2 separate regions of the Homo sapiens genome follow, and region 1 is linked to region 2. Evidence: chromatin loops called from intact Hi-C (ENCODE). Cell type or tissue: Calu3. All regions are shown on one strand.

Region 1 (8,000 bases), 160 kb before region 2:
ATATATTATATATGATATATAGATATACATCACAGATATATAATATATATGATATATAGATATGTATCACAGATATATAATATATAAGATATATAGATATATATCACAGATATATAATATATATGATATATAGATATACATCACAGATATATAATATATATGATATATAGATATACATCACAGATATATATATGATATATAGATATATATCACAGACATATAATATATATGATATATAGATATATATCACAGACATATAATATATATGATATATAGATATATATCACAGATATATAAATGATATATAGATATATATCACAGATATATAAATGATATATAGATATATATCACAGATATATAAATGATATATAGATATATATCACAGATATATAAATGATATATAGATATATATCACAGATATATAATATATACGATATATATATATAAATCAAAATACACTGATAATATCAAATATACTGTTAAAGACATATTCAATTTAAGATAGCTATCAAGTATTGGGGTGAGTGAAAAAGAAGTTTTCTTTCCAGTTTCATGAATGAGTCATTCCTTGACTGAAAGAAGTGACCTGACCTTTCCTAGGTATTAATTTTTTTAATCTACAATACAGAGATACTATTTAGAAAAGAATTTGTAAAATTATCAAAGGAATTTTGTCCTTTAGGGAACCAAAGGATTTATATAGACTCTCTAAAAAACAATAAAAAAAAACTGACAAAAGACATGAGGAAAGAATACTTTGAATTTAATTTCTGCCTTTTTTTTCTTCTTGTATATCCAACACAACTGGATTCCCCTAATATCCCTGATATCTGTGTACTGGGCATTTCTCTATATCATTTACAGCTTTAGAGATTTTAATCCCTCTCTTCCTTTATTTTGAGAGAAAGGACATCCTCATAATCTGAGAATTCAGGGGCTGTTAATAATGGTATTCTCCTACAGTTTACTAAATTTCCTAAATCAGATAGAAAGACAAAGACCCTAAAGCTTATCCAGATGTGCTTTTATAATGATGTCACTAGGCTTTACCCCATAATTGAGCCCCCTATAAATATATGGTTGTAGGCTTAGTATCTACAGCAAGGTTAATGGAAATCTGCACCAAGGGTAAATACTTTAGCAGATTGTGTCATCAGGAAATATTTAAACACTATTTAAAAGGATTTAAAATAAGCAGATTTTATTTTACACTGACTAATGCATATAAATACAATACAATAGAGCTGTTAACAAATAAACATAATGCGTTTCTCTCCTCTCCTCATCCTTTTGCCATCTGTATTGTTAAGTCCAATTAGCTTCTTGCATTTAGTGTTCTAACCCACTTGTCCTTATGCCTGCTAAATGGAGAAAACAGCTACACAGACTCAGTCTTCGCTATGTTGAAGCAATGATATGTTCCAACTATGTGTTTTCTAAAGCACTGATTGTCTTGTGGTATTTCTGAAAATCCTTCAATGGTTCTCTCTTGCTTCAGAACAAAGTTCAAATATCTCAACATAACTTAGCACCTTTGATAATCTCAATCCCACCTTGCTTCTCACTATTGATTACTTACCCAGGGTGCACACTCATATTAAACTCTTCCCTCTTTAATTTTTGTGAAATGCGCATTAATAGTTCTGTGTCTAGTGACTACGCAACCATGGTCCTTATGTTTGCCTGTTCCTCAGTTCTTAAACTCGACTCTAAAGCCTGTGAACATTCTTCTGTGACACTTTATCTTCCACACTGGGTTGAACCCTTCTCTTTTGTTGTCACACATGTTACAGAATTTACCACAGGTTGGACAGCATTCTATTTAGTTTTATGTATTTCTGTCTAAGCAATTGAACTGGGAATGATTTGAGGAAGAATGACAGTATCTTAGTTTTATAAATAACTTCTAACCTCTGAGGTACATAGTACCTGCTCAACAAATATTTTCTGAGTTAAATTGAACATGAAGTTTAGAGACATGCTTTTTTTTTGCATGCAGAGGATGTTTTGCATTAAGAATATTTATGATGATATAACAATAATTTCCTTATTTCTGCGACTAATAGCATGGGTTGTTGATTATTTACCATTTTTAGAAGAGTTATGGGACCTATGCTAATCTTTTTATATGCACTATCACATTTAATTTTTATACTAAATCCCTAAAGTAGGTACTGTTGTTACCATTCTACCAGGAAACCAAGGCTTAGTAAGGTCACAGGGTAAGAACCATGCTTGAGTGATTCTGCTTCTGAACCTGTGGTAGGAAGAATTCTAAGAATGACTCCCAGTGACACACACCTATATACAATTTTCCCCCTTTGAGTGTGGGTGGAATCTGTGAATTTCATGAGATATCACACTTATGATTATCTTACCTTATATGGAGAAAAGGAAATGAATCCTGGTGGGTGCAAACTAACTACGAGCAATTTAAAGCAGAGTGTTTTCTCCAGCTGGAGGCAAAAGTCAGAGAGATTTGAAGCATGAGGGGGACTGGATATCCTCCATCATTGAGATGGAGGGAGCCATGTGAAAGGACCTGAGGTGGCCCCTAGAAGCTGATAGCAGCTCATGACTGACAGGCAACATGGAAACAGGGACCTTGGCCTTACCACTGCAAGAAACTGAATTCAGCCAGCAACCTGAATGAGTCTAGAAGTGAATTATTTCCCAGAGCCTTCAGATGAGAGCCCAAACTGCCCCAACTCTTGATTTTGGCCTTGTAAAGCCCTAATTACGAACCCAATTAAATCCACCCAAATTTCTGATTTACAGAACTTTGAGTTAGTACAAGGTATTGCTTTAATACCTTCACTCCCAGGCCTGGCCCATAACAATCTGCCATGATGATCTCTCAATCTTCTTCCTCATCTGCTGTAGCAATGGAAATAACTCCAGAGCTCCCTTGGAAGTCATGTGTTAAATAAGACAGAATCTGAATCTGCATCTGCCTGCATTCCTGAATGACTGTGCAGAAAAAGGAAACTCTGTGGACCAAACTTTGTATGCACTCAATGCTAAGTGAACAAGAAATAAACTTTTATTGTGTTTTCACTATTAAAAACTATCATCTCTCTGTATGTATATGTGTGTATGCTTATAACATCTAGGTTATTCTAACAAATATAGAGAAGGTTTTATAAGATCTGAGAACTCAAGGAAGACAATGATTCAGCCATGTAAAGAACTGGGGAAAGTAAATTCCAGTCAGAGTGAACAGAAAGTTCAAAAGTCTGCATGTAGGAAAAGGCATGTGGTATTTCACAAAACAAACCAACAGAAATAGAAAACCAATGTAGTGTTGTAGAAATAAATGAGAATAAAAGAATGATATAAGGCTAAGAAAGTAGATAGGAGCCAGGTGATAAGTGTAATAGGGCAACAGCAGTTTGGATTTTAAGACTGGATGTGCAGATCTCTTGAGCTCAGGAGTTCAAGACCAGCCTGGGCAACATGGTGAAACCTCATCTCTACAAAAATTAGCCAGGTGTAGTGGCATGCACCTGTGGCCCCAGCTACTCGGGAGGCAAGAGGATCATTTGAGCCCAAGAGGTCGAGGCTGCAGTGAGCTGTGAATGCGCCACTGCACTCCATCCAGCCTGGGTGACACAGGAAGACCCTGTCTTAAAACAAGAACAGCAAAAAAGTTTGGATGTGAAGGATGAAGGAGGAGTAATCAAAGATTAATGCTGGGTTTTTGTTTGGGAAAAAGAATGAATAGTGTTACTTTTCCCAAAGATAAAAAACTCAGAAAAAAGAGCACATTGGTAGGATGTGGCAGATAAAATAAATTCAGTTTTAAGGAGTTGGAGTAAAAACACTTGTAGCAGGAGTGCCCAATATGCAGTGAGAAAAATGTTCATGGCTTAGGAAAAATATCTGAAGACAAGGACTACTGAGTTTTCAAAGGGAGATTGTGTGGAATGTTTCAAGAGGAATCCTGGGGGAAACCAACATTTGTGCGTGGAAGAAAATGAGGAAGAGATCACACCAGAGCTTGAACAGTAATAGGGAAAATTGAGAAGGTGAGGTATCACAGACACCAAGAGAAGAATGTTCTGAGATGGAGGAATCATCAATAAAACATCATGAATTATACAACCTCCACTCTGTCCCTGAATTGGAGACTACCAGAACATTGACAATCTAGGTGAGAACAGTTTCAACTGAGTGGCAAAGTAGTTGTGGAGTCAATGGAGGTGTAGTGGATTGAATTTTGTCCTCCCAAAAGGTATCTCCATGTTTTAACTCCCTGTACATGTGAATGTCACCTCATTTGAAAATAAGGTATTTGCAGATGTCATGAAGTTAAGTTGAGGTCATACTGAAAGACGGGGAGCCCTAAATTGAATATGACTGTTATCCTTAGAGGAGGAGAGAACTTTAGAAGAAGGGAAAACACTATGTAATGATACAAGCAGAGATTGGGGTGACGCAACTGCAAGCCACTGACTGCCAGGATACCACTGACTGACAGACACCTGCCAGAAACCACTGACTGTCAGAATACCACTGACTGCCAGAAACCACTGGAGGGCGGGATAGGCAAGGAAGGATTCTCCCCTACAGTTTTCAGAGAGACAATGGGCCTACTGATACCTTCATTTCAAACTTCTAGCCTCTCAAACTTCAAGAGAATACATTTCTATTGTGTTAAGGCATCCCATTTTGGGTATTGTATTAAGCAGCACTAGGAAACTAATCACTCCTATAAAGAATCAAAGAAAGCAAGCCAGGGAAGTAAGAGATGTGATTGTGAAGATGCAAAAAGTAAGGCTGGGAGCATTCCAGATGGAATTGATTATCACCTTTTCTAAATATTTTCATTACTGTCATGGGCCATATCCATCTTAAAACTGATTGTGAACACACACCTTAAATTCTCTAATATGTTTTAGGTATTTCAGGAAAGTTTTAGAATGTTATTAATCACAGCATCAAATGCACAGCACTAGAGTTACACGTTGAATTGTGTTCTCCCCAAAATTCATATGTTGAAGTCCTAGCCTCTAGAACTGCAGTTGTAATTAGCTCAGATGAGCTCAACAAGGTGGGCCCAAATCCAATATGACTAGTGTCCTTATAAAAAGGAGAAATTTGTACACAGATAAGCACACAGGGAAAACATTATGTGAAGATGATGGCAGAGATTGGGATGATTCATATACAATCAAGAAATGCCAAATATCGCCAGCAAACAACCAAAACAAGGAGAGAGGGATGAAACAGATTCCTCCTCATAGCCTTCAGAAGAAACCAGTCTTGCCAATATCTTGATCTGGGACTCCCTGTCTCTAGAAGTGTGAGACAGTCAATTTCTGTTGTTTAAGCCATCTAGTTTGTGTTACTTTGTTACAATAGTCTTAGCAAGCTAAAACACATAATTGAGCAACAAATATTTGTATATATTTGCTATATATTGGATGATTAAATGAAAAATCCTAAGCTACAGGAAAGCCTACCTCAATAAAATTGTTTACCAAGTTTAGCATGTTAATTATATCCAAATTATGCATTGGTATTTATTGTTATTTTCTCTAAAATATTAATTTACTGAGTCTCAGTGTTTTTTCAACTTAATTCATTTAAACTCAATTCAGTGAGTTTGTTGGATGCCAGTTGGGTCCTTATTCCTATGTGAGATATTACAGAAATTTTGAAAATAAATAATGGCATAATAACTGTAACCAATGCACTTACATTCTTATTTTTAATCAAGATTTACTCCTTTGAAAATAAGTCAATATTGCAAGATAGAATGTGTCCAAATGACAAATGTGTAGGAATTTGATATGGAAGAGTCTATGAGTCAAATGAAGATGTGGGAATTGAGGTAGATCATCAAATATACATAACGTTTTGATGGTGGTAGATAGTGCTAGAGGTCATCTATGGTATTGGCTAGAAGGAAATTAGTAAGACGATCAACCTGATTAAATATAAGGTGAAGACTAGGGAAAACTAGAGATAAGTATTAATGGTTAAGTGTAGTCAGGTTCCCGAAATTTCTTTCCTTTCTATCAATTTTATCACATATATTAAAATTGGGAATAACATTACAAAAAGAATCTGACTTCTAATATCCAAACTGTAGAGAATTTAAAAGATTGAACGACTCTCAAGGAAAAGAAAAAAAAGCAATACCAGACTCCCATTATTAAGAGATAATCACTATTAGTATTTTGGTATATGTCCATATGGGGACATACCTATATATGTATATGTACACATCCATGTATATGTATCTATGTATATACACATATATTTTAACGAATTAGACTCAAATATGTGTAAAATATTTGTTGTTATTATCTTTCCAAATTAAATATTTTTCTACAGCATCATAAACTTTATGGTCACACAACATTACATTGTTGGAAACTCAGAATGGTTTATATGGTTTGTTTGTTGCTAGTGTACACGGGTCAGTGACTTCATGTGCTAAATTCTAATTGCACAGATGAAGCATTTCTATAATTATTTTCTAGATCTGAACTTGGAGAAAGAGGTAGATGTTTCAGTTTGCAAATTTTCCAATGGCTTTCTGGAAGACAGGAATTTAACAACTAACAACATCTTAGCAATTGCCTGTAGATCAGAGGGTTCTGAATGTAGGTACAGGAACACAAAAAATTGTTGTACTGATTTACTCTCCCTCCTATATCTCTAAGAAAAAGACAGTGACAAAAGAGAACATATAAGGGAACTACAAAAATTTCATGGAAAATGGAATTAAAAAATAAAAATATAACCTTTGTTTCTCAACATAAGCTCAATCAAGGTCAAGACATTTTTGTAAGTGATGATACCAGCCACTTAGTCCATCTCTGAATAACTGACTGTTCTGGGAATTTAACCATGTCAATGCAGTCTTTTTTACATTATTAACTGAAGAAAAATGGGTGCTCCTTAAAGATTTTTTTAAGATTAGGAAACGAAAAGAAGTCAGAAGGAACCAAATCAGAACTGTAAGATCCTAATGATTTTCCGTGAAAACTGTCATACAATTTCTCATGTTCAATGAGAGGAATGAGCAGGGGCATCATCATGGTGAAGAAGGACTCTAGTGAAGCTGTCCTGGGCATTTTAATGCTAAAGCTTTGGCTAACATTCTCAAAACACTGTCATCATTAGCAGATGTTATTGTTTTTTGGTCCTCCAGAAAACCAACAAGCAAAATGCCTCAAGCATCCCCAAAAAACTTTTGCCATGACCTTTGCTCTTGACTGGTCCACTTTTGCTTTGAGTGAACCACTTCCACCTCTTAGTAGCCATTGCTTTGATTGTTCTTTGTTTTCAGGATTGTACTGGTAAAGCCATATTTCAACTCCTATTACAATTATTTGATAAAATGTTTCAGGATATTGATTCCACCTGTTTAAAATTTCCATTGAAAGCTCTGCTCTTGTCTGTAGCTGATCTGGGTGCAACAGTTTTGGCACCCACTAAGTAGAAAGTTCACTCAACTTTTTTTTAACTTTTATTTTAAGTTTAGGGGTACAAGGGCAGGCTTGTTACATAGGTAACCTTGTGTCATGGGGGTTTGGTGTACAGATTATTTCATCACCCAGGTATTAAGTCTAGTACCCATTAGTTTTTTTTTTTTCCTAATCCTCTCCCTCCTGCTACCCTCCACCTCTGAAAAGCCCCAGTATGTGTAGTTCCCCTCTATGTGTCCATGAGTCTCATCATTTAGCTCTCACTTATAAGTGAGAACATGTGGTATTTGGTTTTCCGTTCCTATGTTAGCTTGCTAAGTTTAATGTCCTCAACTTTAATTTTTCAGTCAGAATTGTACAAAGTGAACCAATTGAGATGTGTATGATGTTGGTTGTTAATTGTTTGTCTTCCTCAATTAGGAAACAGACAAAATGAATATTTTCCCTTCTAAATTGATGTGGATGGTCTGCCACTGCAGGCTTCATCTTTAATACTGTCTTGTTCCTTGTCCTTTAAGGAAAATGAGTTATCCACTTGTAAACTGCCGATCTCTTTGG
Region 2 (8,000 bases):
TAACTATGAGTACAAAACTAATTTTCTTAGGGCTACTGATACATAGTCATATAAAATAATCTTCCATAAATATAAATACAGATAAATGTAAAGTTCAGTAACATTTGGAGTAGTTTTCTAGAGACTTTCTCTTTAGGGGTAAAATAAAATTCATTTGGAATATTTGCCTAGGTGTTGACTTTAAAATTTCGTAAGTTACATGAGTTGTTCTAAAAAGCAGTGAGATTGGAATGTAGAATACAGTGTTTCAATAACATTCAGAAATAAAGGTGTTTTTAAAGATTCTAAAACTCTAGGAATAATTTAAATTTAAAACTTTAAAACCATTTCCTTGCAATTACATTTTGAAATAAGAAAAACATCAAATACCAAGTAATTCTTTATTTTTCTAATTTTAAAATCATTATTGATATAATGAAGATACAAACTTTTCTGTGAAATGTGATTTAAAATTTTCTAAGTAAAATAAACCTTGAACTGAGTTAAACTTATGAATATTGCTGTAATATTCATCCCTTTTAGAATAATCCTGGTAGATTTCAATGTAAATTTTTAGAAAATGGTATTGTTTTTAGGATAAAGTACATGAAGCTATTTCTTATTTAATTTAGGAAGTACAACTATTTTTTAAGCAAAATATTCTTTGTAGCAAGAACCCACGATGAAATAAAATAAGAAAGAAGAAATCTACACTAATATTTATTTTGAAAAGGCTTTTCCTTCTTTACAGATGATTATTATAAATTACATTATTTTAAAAATACATTATTGGCCCCAGAACTTGCAGCATAAAATTATCACTTGGATAGACTTTGTCTTTATCATGTACATAGAGTCAATTTATAAGTCTTATAAAATCTATCTAATTGAAAGTTTTTCATGAAATAAGTCTTCAAAGGGGTAGGAAAAATTCTACAGCAGCTTGATCCCCCACAATGAATCCTACATCATCACCACTTTTACGTATCCCCCCTGTCTCATTCTTAGGCAAAGGTTTCTTACTAGTTATTTTTATAGTAGATTTTCCCTGGGAATTTTGGCTATTTATTTACAAAGATTATAACAAGACATACTCAGGTCAGTTCAGATACAAATTTAATCATTGAGAAGGTAAAAAATTGGACTTTGTTCTGCTACTTTTGATTTCATTTCCTTGAACAGAGAATATTTGCACAGGAGAGAGAGTTCAAAAGAGAATAAGGTAGGCCCAGTGCAGTGGCTCATGCCTGTAATCCCAGTATTTTGGGAGACCGAGGCGGGTGGATCACTTGAGGCTAGGGGTTCAAGACCAACCTGGCAAAGATGGCAAAACCCTGTCTCTACTAAAAATAAAAATTAAAAAAAAAATTAGTCAGGTGTAGTGGCACACACCTGTAGTCCCAGCTACTTGGAAGGCTGAAGCACAAGAATTGCTTGAACCCAGGAAGAGAAGATTGCAGTGAACTGAGATTGCGCCACTGCACTCAAGCCTGGGTGACAGAGCGAGACTCTGTCTCAAAGAAATAAAAATAAAAAAGAGAATAAGGTGATATATCTATGTCCTTATTCCAGTTCAGCCATAAGGAACAGCCTTTTAAATAACAACAACAATAATAAAAATATTTATTTTCCTGCCCCATTAAATGATAGCTAGTTTATAAAGTATAATGTAGTTCCACACCATTAATAATAATCACTAATAATAATGTGTCAATATTTATCAGGCTCTTTAAGCAGGTAGGTGAGCAAAAATGGTTTTCCCATTTCACAGATGAATAAAACCAGAAGCAGAGAGACGTGTGATACAGCTAATAATTGGGAGATGTGGAATATGAACAAACAGGTTGACTTCTAAGGCTGTATTTTATAAATAATATTTCTCACCTTATTTTTTTCTTAGAACAACAACTACTATAATATAAGTAATAGATAAATCAAAACTGTGTTTTACAAAGAAAGAATAGTTTATAAAGCCAGAGAATAGTAAAAACAACAAAATAAAACATTGAGTATAAATGAGATACAACATGGCAAAGACCACATGAAAGTTACAACTAACTTTACCTTAAATCCCATGGTATACCAGATCGGTAGACTAACCTGTTTAAGTCAAAATATATATATTATGCCAGTTGTGTATTCATCATGAGATAATTGCAAATGAGTGAACACGTAGACAGATTAATGAAAAATAAGTAATCATAAATTATTTATTGGCTCTTCTTTTTCATCAGTATAGAAAATAAAATTGTGTGTTGTACATGGGTTCTGGTCTCCTAAAAAGGCTTAGAAAAAAATGGCAAACCTATTAGTAGTGGATTGTATAGTGTCTCCCAAAAATTCAGAATAAGACCTTGTTTGGAAATAAGGTCTTTGCAGATGTAATTAATTAGTTGTCATCCTGGATTTCAGGTTAGCTTAAAATCCAATGACTGGTATTTTTATGGGAGAAATGAGACGGACACACAGACCCAGAGGAGACAGAGACACAGAGTAGGACTTGTGAAGACAGAGGCAGCAGATATTAGAGTTATGTTGCCACAAGCCAAGGAACACCAGGAGCCACAGGTAGGTAGAAGAGAAGAATTGTCTCCTAGAGCCTGTGGGGGACCTGGCTGTACTAACACCTAAATTTCCGTTGTTTTAAGACACTCAGTTTATGTTAATTTGTTACACCAGCCCGAGGACACAAATACTCTAGGGTACAAAGGTCTGACTTCCTAGCTTAATTTGAGATAAGCTAAGAGGGTCATTTCAGCTCCAGAACTACCCACGGAATCCGCTGAGGCTGCTTCCACTATTGCATCACAGTTCAGCTTCTTTGCTGCTCAATCCTACATACTTTATCACTTCACATTTGTTGTTTCTGAAAGAGTTCCCCCAATAAACCTCCTGTACTCAGTCCTCTACCAAGAGTCTGCTTCCGGGGGAATTTGCCCTAAGATAGTCGTAACAGGACTGGCCCTAGGAAGGAGACTCTAAAATGATATTTTGGAGCTCCATCATCCACTTGCTGGTTTACAATGATCTCATCATAGACAGCAGGTAGAGTACTAACAGTCCACAGCATGCCCTAGTGGTGCAATGCTTAAACTTCCATTAGTGGTGAACTGCGATGAGTTACCAGTAGAAGGTAATTCACTGGTTTGGTGGAATTAGTAATTACAAGGACTACTCTGGGGAAACTAGTAATTATAAGGACAATGCATGGATCTTGCTGGTCGCCATCAATGCACTGAAGAAAGACAAAGGAAATCTGAGGGTGATTAATCACCAATTTAAGACAAACTATAAATGCCACCTTGACAGTATTCTTTATATCGATAGCATCATATTAAATGAATCAGACAAACAAGAAATGGTAGGTATGCAGAGGTAAGACATATGTGTTCTAGAAAGTGAGACAGCAATATTATGAAGATTAAGGAATCTACCATATCAGTGAAGTTTTTAGGAGTTCAAGTGGCCTGAGACATGCTAGGATATCCCCTCCAAAATAAAGGACAAATTATTGCACCTTGCTTCTACCACCACTAAGAAGGAAACAAAATGTCTAGTTGACCTCTTCACATTCTGAAGGGAGCATATTCCACATTTGAGAATACTGTTCTGAGAAATTTACTGAGTAATATGGAATGCTGCCAGTTTTGAGTGTATCCCAGAGGCGGAAAGGGCTCTGCACCAGGTCCAGCCTGTGGTACAGGCAGATGAGCCACTTGGGACATAACATGTAGTAATTTTTACAGCACTAGAGGTAAGCATTGTGGGAAAAAATGTTGCAAGGCACACATAGAAAGAGAATCACAGGGCAGATAGACCCCAAGAGCTTGGAACAAAGGCATAACATGTAATGGAAACTATATACCATTTGCTAAATGGCCCTAGCATGCTTTCAGGCTTCAGTAAAAACAGAACATCTGGTCATGGAACACCAAATAGCCATGCAGCTAGAGCTACTTTTTTATAATCTTGGAATTGTCTCAGCCAAGTCTTGAGGTTAGAAGGGCCCAACAGAAATTCATCATAAAATGGAAGTGGATGTCTGAGATTGGGTATAAGCAGAGCCAAAAGCCGTAATACATTGTGCAAGCAGGTGGTTCAGGCCCCCATGACATCCACCATTCTTATACTGGTGGCTCAACCTCAGCTCATACCTATGACCCATGGGAGGTCCCTTAAGAGCTGAAAGAATGTGGAAAAAAAGCAGAATTTAGTTTACAGATAGGATGTCTTGGTATGTGGCTGCAAGTCTAAATGGTAGCTGTTGCTCTAAAACCCTTGTCAGAGATGACCCTGTGAAACAGCAGAGCGAAGAAATCCTCTTAGTGGGCAGAACTTCAGGCAGTTCACCTGGTCACCCATGTTGTGTGGAAAGAGACGTGTCTCAAGGTAAAATGTACCTGGACAATATGGCAGTGGCTTGGAAATATTGGCCAAGGGCATGAAAAAAAAAGATGGAAGGATCAGGAACTAGGAATTCATGGAAAGAAAAATGTGGCTAGATCTATGGGAGTAGGTATAAAGTGTAAAGATCTTTTTATCTTATGCTAATGCCCAGAGAAGAGCATCTCTCTCAGAGGAGGCACTGAACAGCCAAATACACAGAAGAACTTGTTCGGTTGACATCCTTCCATCAGCTTCTGCTATTGGCCACCTGGATGCTGGTAAAATGGGCAGAGAGGTATATCAGCCACAACTGTAAACTGGAGAGAACAAGAGCCTCCTATCCTCTAGGATTGCTGTATGTATCAGATGAATTAGTTCACGTACACAGTAAAGCCTCAGTAACTTTTAGCTATGATAATTATTCTCACTACTGCTAGCTGGGGGATGAATTACTAGAAGGCAATATATGACTGTATATTCAAAACTTTGAACATATTCATAATTCATTTTGTTATAAGCTGTGATAAATTCAATTCTTCAGATTTTTGAAGTAGAAATGTATATGAAATGTACATATAAGAAGTTTTATCAATGTTATTTATATTTCCAAAAGAATTAATACAATACAATATCAACTGAGTGTGGACTGGTTAAATAATTATTGTGTGTCCAAATAACATGATAGTACACAGTTAATGAAAGTCAACTTCATGTAAAATATTTAAGGATACATGATAAATGGAAAAAAAACAAGTCTTATGAAATAAATTATACCAACTTAGTTTCAATATATGATTATACTGGAAAAATACAAGTGACATACAAAGAGGGAGGCTTGTACACATAATATTATATTAAGAAAAAATGCCCTGTTTAATCAATATAGAGGGAGAATTCTGTCACAGAATTCTGCAAACTCAAAAAATGTCCAAATGAAGCCCTAAGCCAATTCTGAAAGGACATTAGTTAAAAATAACAATACCTGTGAAAACGCCATGGGAATAGACTGTTGAGGTGATTGTTCAGAAAGCATATTGATGTCATACCCCACAACTTTTCCTCTTGTAACATTATCTGCTGGCTTCTCCCAGGAGATATTGAGAGAGTACGAAGAGAGGGGAAAGACTGAAGGAGGGATCATGAATACAGGTGCTATCAATGAGAACAATAACAATAACATCAAAACAATGAATGTCGTCCCTATATATTTTTAAATTTAATTCACACATTCATTTAGTTTCTGAAATACCTTTACCTTTTAAAATATTCTGCTTTGAAAAAGTCCAAGAATATGCTGGTATATGTAAAAGGTATTCACTTTTTAAAATGTTATCTGAAAGTATATTCTCCATCTTCATATTACCAGCTACTTTCTACTTGCAAAATAAAAATCTCATAGGAATTTGCTCATGTTCATAAAGATAGGAAAGTGGATAGATAGGAAATTATAAGTCTTACGAGTATCTAAAAAACGTCACAAAAATAGAACATCTCAGTTCAAAAAGTTCAGAAAAATGCATGGTGATGTACTGGATTTCCCATGTAGGGAAATATGTCATTGAGCCAATCCAATGCAGCTGGCTGAATATTATTCTTCAGAAAGAGGTAAACCTAAAGCATTCTAAATAACCCCAATGAATGTCTCAAAGTTTTTGTTAAATTTTTCTTGAAATGTTCAGGTTACATACACATGCATTTCCCTTTCCCCCCTGCCACTCCTGAGCTCTTTACAGGGATTTTAAATGTGCTAACCAAAGGTGTATTATCAAAGGAACTCATTGCACTTTCATTAGCTAGTGACCCATAAGATTACGAGGGACCAGTATTGCAGTTTCACCCATTACTTTTCATTTCTGACCTTGATTTTCCCCTTCCAGAATGCCATGCCTCATCACTTGTGCTATCATGGCTCTATTATTTGTCCAAGATGGCTGGTAGTCATTAAGAGATGCTCAAGCACAATGCGTATTTTATTCATGAAATGATTCCCTTGGACATCAACCTAAAGCTACCCTCATCCTCCATATTCCTAACAGGTCAAGTTTAGATCAGGGTTTGGGTTTCTTTGATATCTACAGATTAAACACATAACAAAAGTGTATTTTTTTTCTTAAAGGCTCATGAAATTTGAAGTGTTTTAATATAAAAAATAAAGTGGAGGATTAAAAATTTTTGCCTTAATGAAGATAATCCAGAAAATTTAGATATGTTGTCCTCCTTCCTTATCATCATGCCAACTGCTTACAAGCACACTTGTGAATTATAGATTTTGATGTCCACGATTCTGTCATTATGTACAATCTAGTATCTAAACTATTTATTTTGGAAAGATAAATAAAAACAAAGACAAATTTGTGGAATTGGTGACAGTTATCTCTTTCATTGAACATAAATTAGGCTGTATATGGAGCAAGATGAGACATGTGTCCAATCCACTTCAGGAGTGGAAACCAAATGCTATTTTTGACAAACATTCCCAGAAGACTATAACTATAGTTAAGCCATTTTCGCCCCATGAATTAATAACTAAAGCATTTACTTTTGCCCCCTAGAACTTGCTGCAAGTACTTTATGACCTTGAGTTGTTTATGTAACAAATCCATATATATGAAAATTTTCCTTGGTCTATGGAAGTTTCTAATTCTTGCTTTTCAAAATGTACTTTCACAGTACTTTGACTTTAATTTGAGGAAACATTTGCATTCAGAGGTTTTAAAAGTAGAATTTAAAACATTGATCTTTACCTGATTCTCCCGTTCTTTCTGAGACCCAGGCAGAAGACACACTTCCAGCCATATTCACAGCTAAGACTCTGAACTCATACTTGGTGTATGGCTCCAAGCCAGTGATGGTTGTCATTGTTTGAGGAGGTTTTAATGCATTTTCATTGGCCGATTCTACAAATGAATGAGGACTGAGCCAACCACTGCTCTGAAAAACTCGACTTTCCTCAGATGTGGTTTCTTTAGTAGATCTCAGTCTTCTCATGTATAGTTCATATCTTATAATTATTCCTAGAGAAATTAAATAGTGAACCTACGTAACTCATCAGACAAAGGGGTTACTTTAGGGGTAGGGTAGGGACAGGTCAGTTAAAGAGTGCTGGATATTCATTGTCTTTCTAATTAGATTACTGTCAATTTCTTTAGCATTCAAAATGTAGTGATTTAGTAGTTTAGTAATCTAGATGACAGGTACATAGAAGACAACAAACTGCTATATAGATGAATGTATAAAATACTATTAAAGGCATACTCATGAGGAAAACAAACCAAAATGGATAACACATAGACAAAAAATAACTACACTTTATCATAGGTAAATTCAATCTTTTTCAGAATTGATATTCACAATTTCTGTTAAGAATGGCCAGTTCTTTTGGGGAATTTGATCATTATAGCTCCAGTCTGTATCCTTTCAAATTTGGAGGTTTTAATTTAACTTGTTTAACATAAGCCCTGTTTGCATAAATGTTATAGTCAATCTCTACCCAGTTTTACCAAATAACTTTACAAATCTAAAGAAAGATTTTGCTATAATATGTACATGATATAAATGATTAAAAATCTGTGAATGTGTGTCTGGCCTATATAACCAAGGGTTCAAATGCATGAATGCAAAAATTAACTTAATGG

Evidence for each region. Peaks named below come from ENCODE experiments on the same cell type or tissue, not always from the same donor. Only the 100,000 strongest peaks of a DNase experiment are listed, where the experiment ranks them.
Region 1: a loop joins it to region 2, with 4 times the contacts of the local background. A loop is called at or near these places in 2 of 110 quality-filtered maps.

Annotation. Positions count from the first base shown.
Region 1 is chr1:216,030,211-216,038,210 of GRCh38, forward strand. The region is part of intron 32 of USH2A (usherin); the gene reads right to left. Among named protein-coding and RNA genes, the nearest start is that of USH2A-AS2, 38 kb to the right of the region's middle. In Calu3, no CTCF peak of the experiment used is centred here; a DNase peak (open chromatin) is centred at 4,521.
Region 2 is chr1:216,191,206-216,199,205 of GRCh38, forward strand. It overlaps USH2A (usherin), which reads right to left. Exons shown (of 72, transcript NM_206933.4): 18 at 7,110-7,379; 19 at 5,348-5,517. USH2A-AS1 (USH2A antisense RNA 1) reads left to right here and starts at 2,517. Exons shown (of 4, transcript XR_922596.4): 1 at 2,517-3,024; 2 at 4,538-4,720. In Calu3, CTCF peaks have their summits at 2,744 and 3,051; a DNase peak (open chromatin) is centred at 3,036.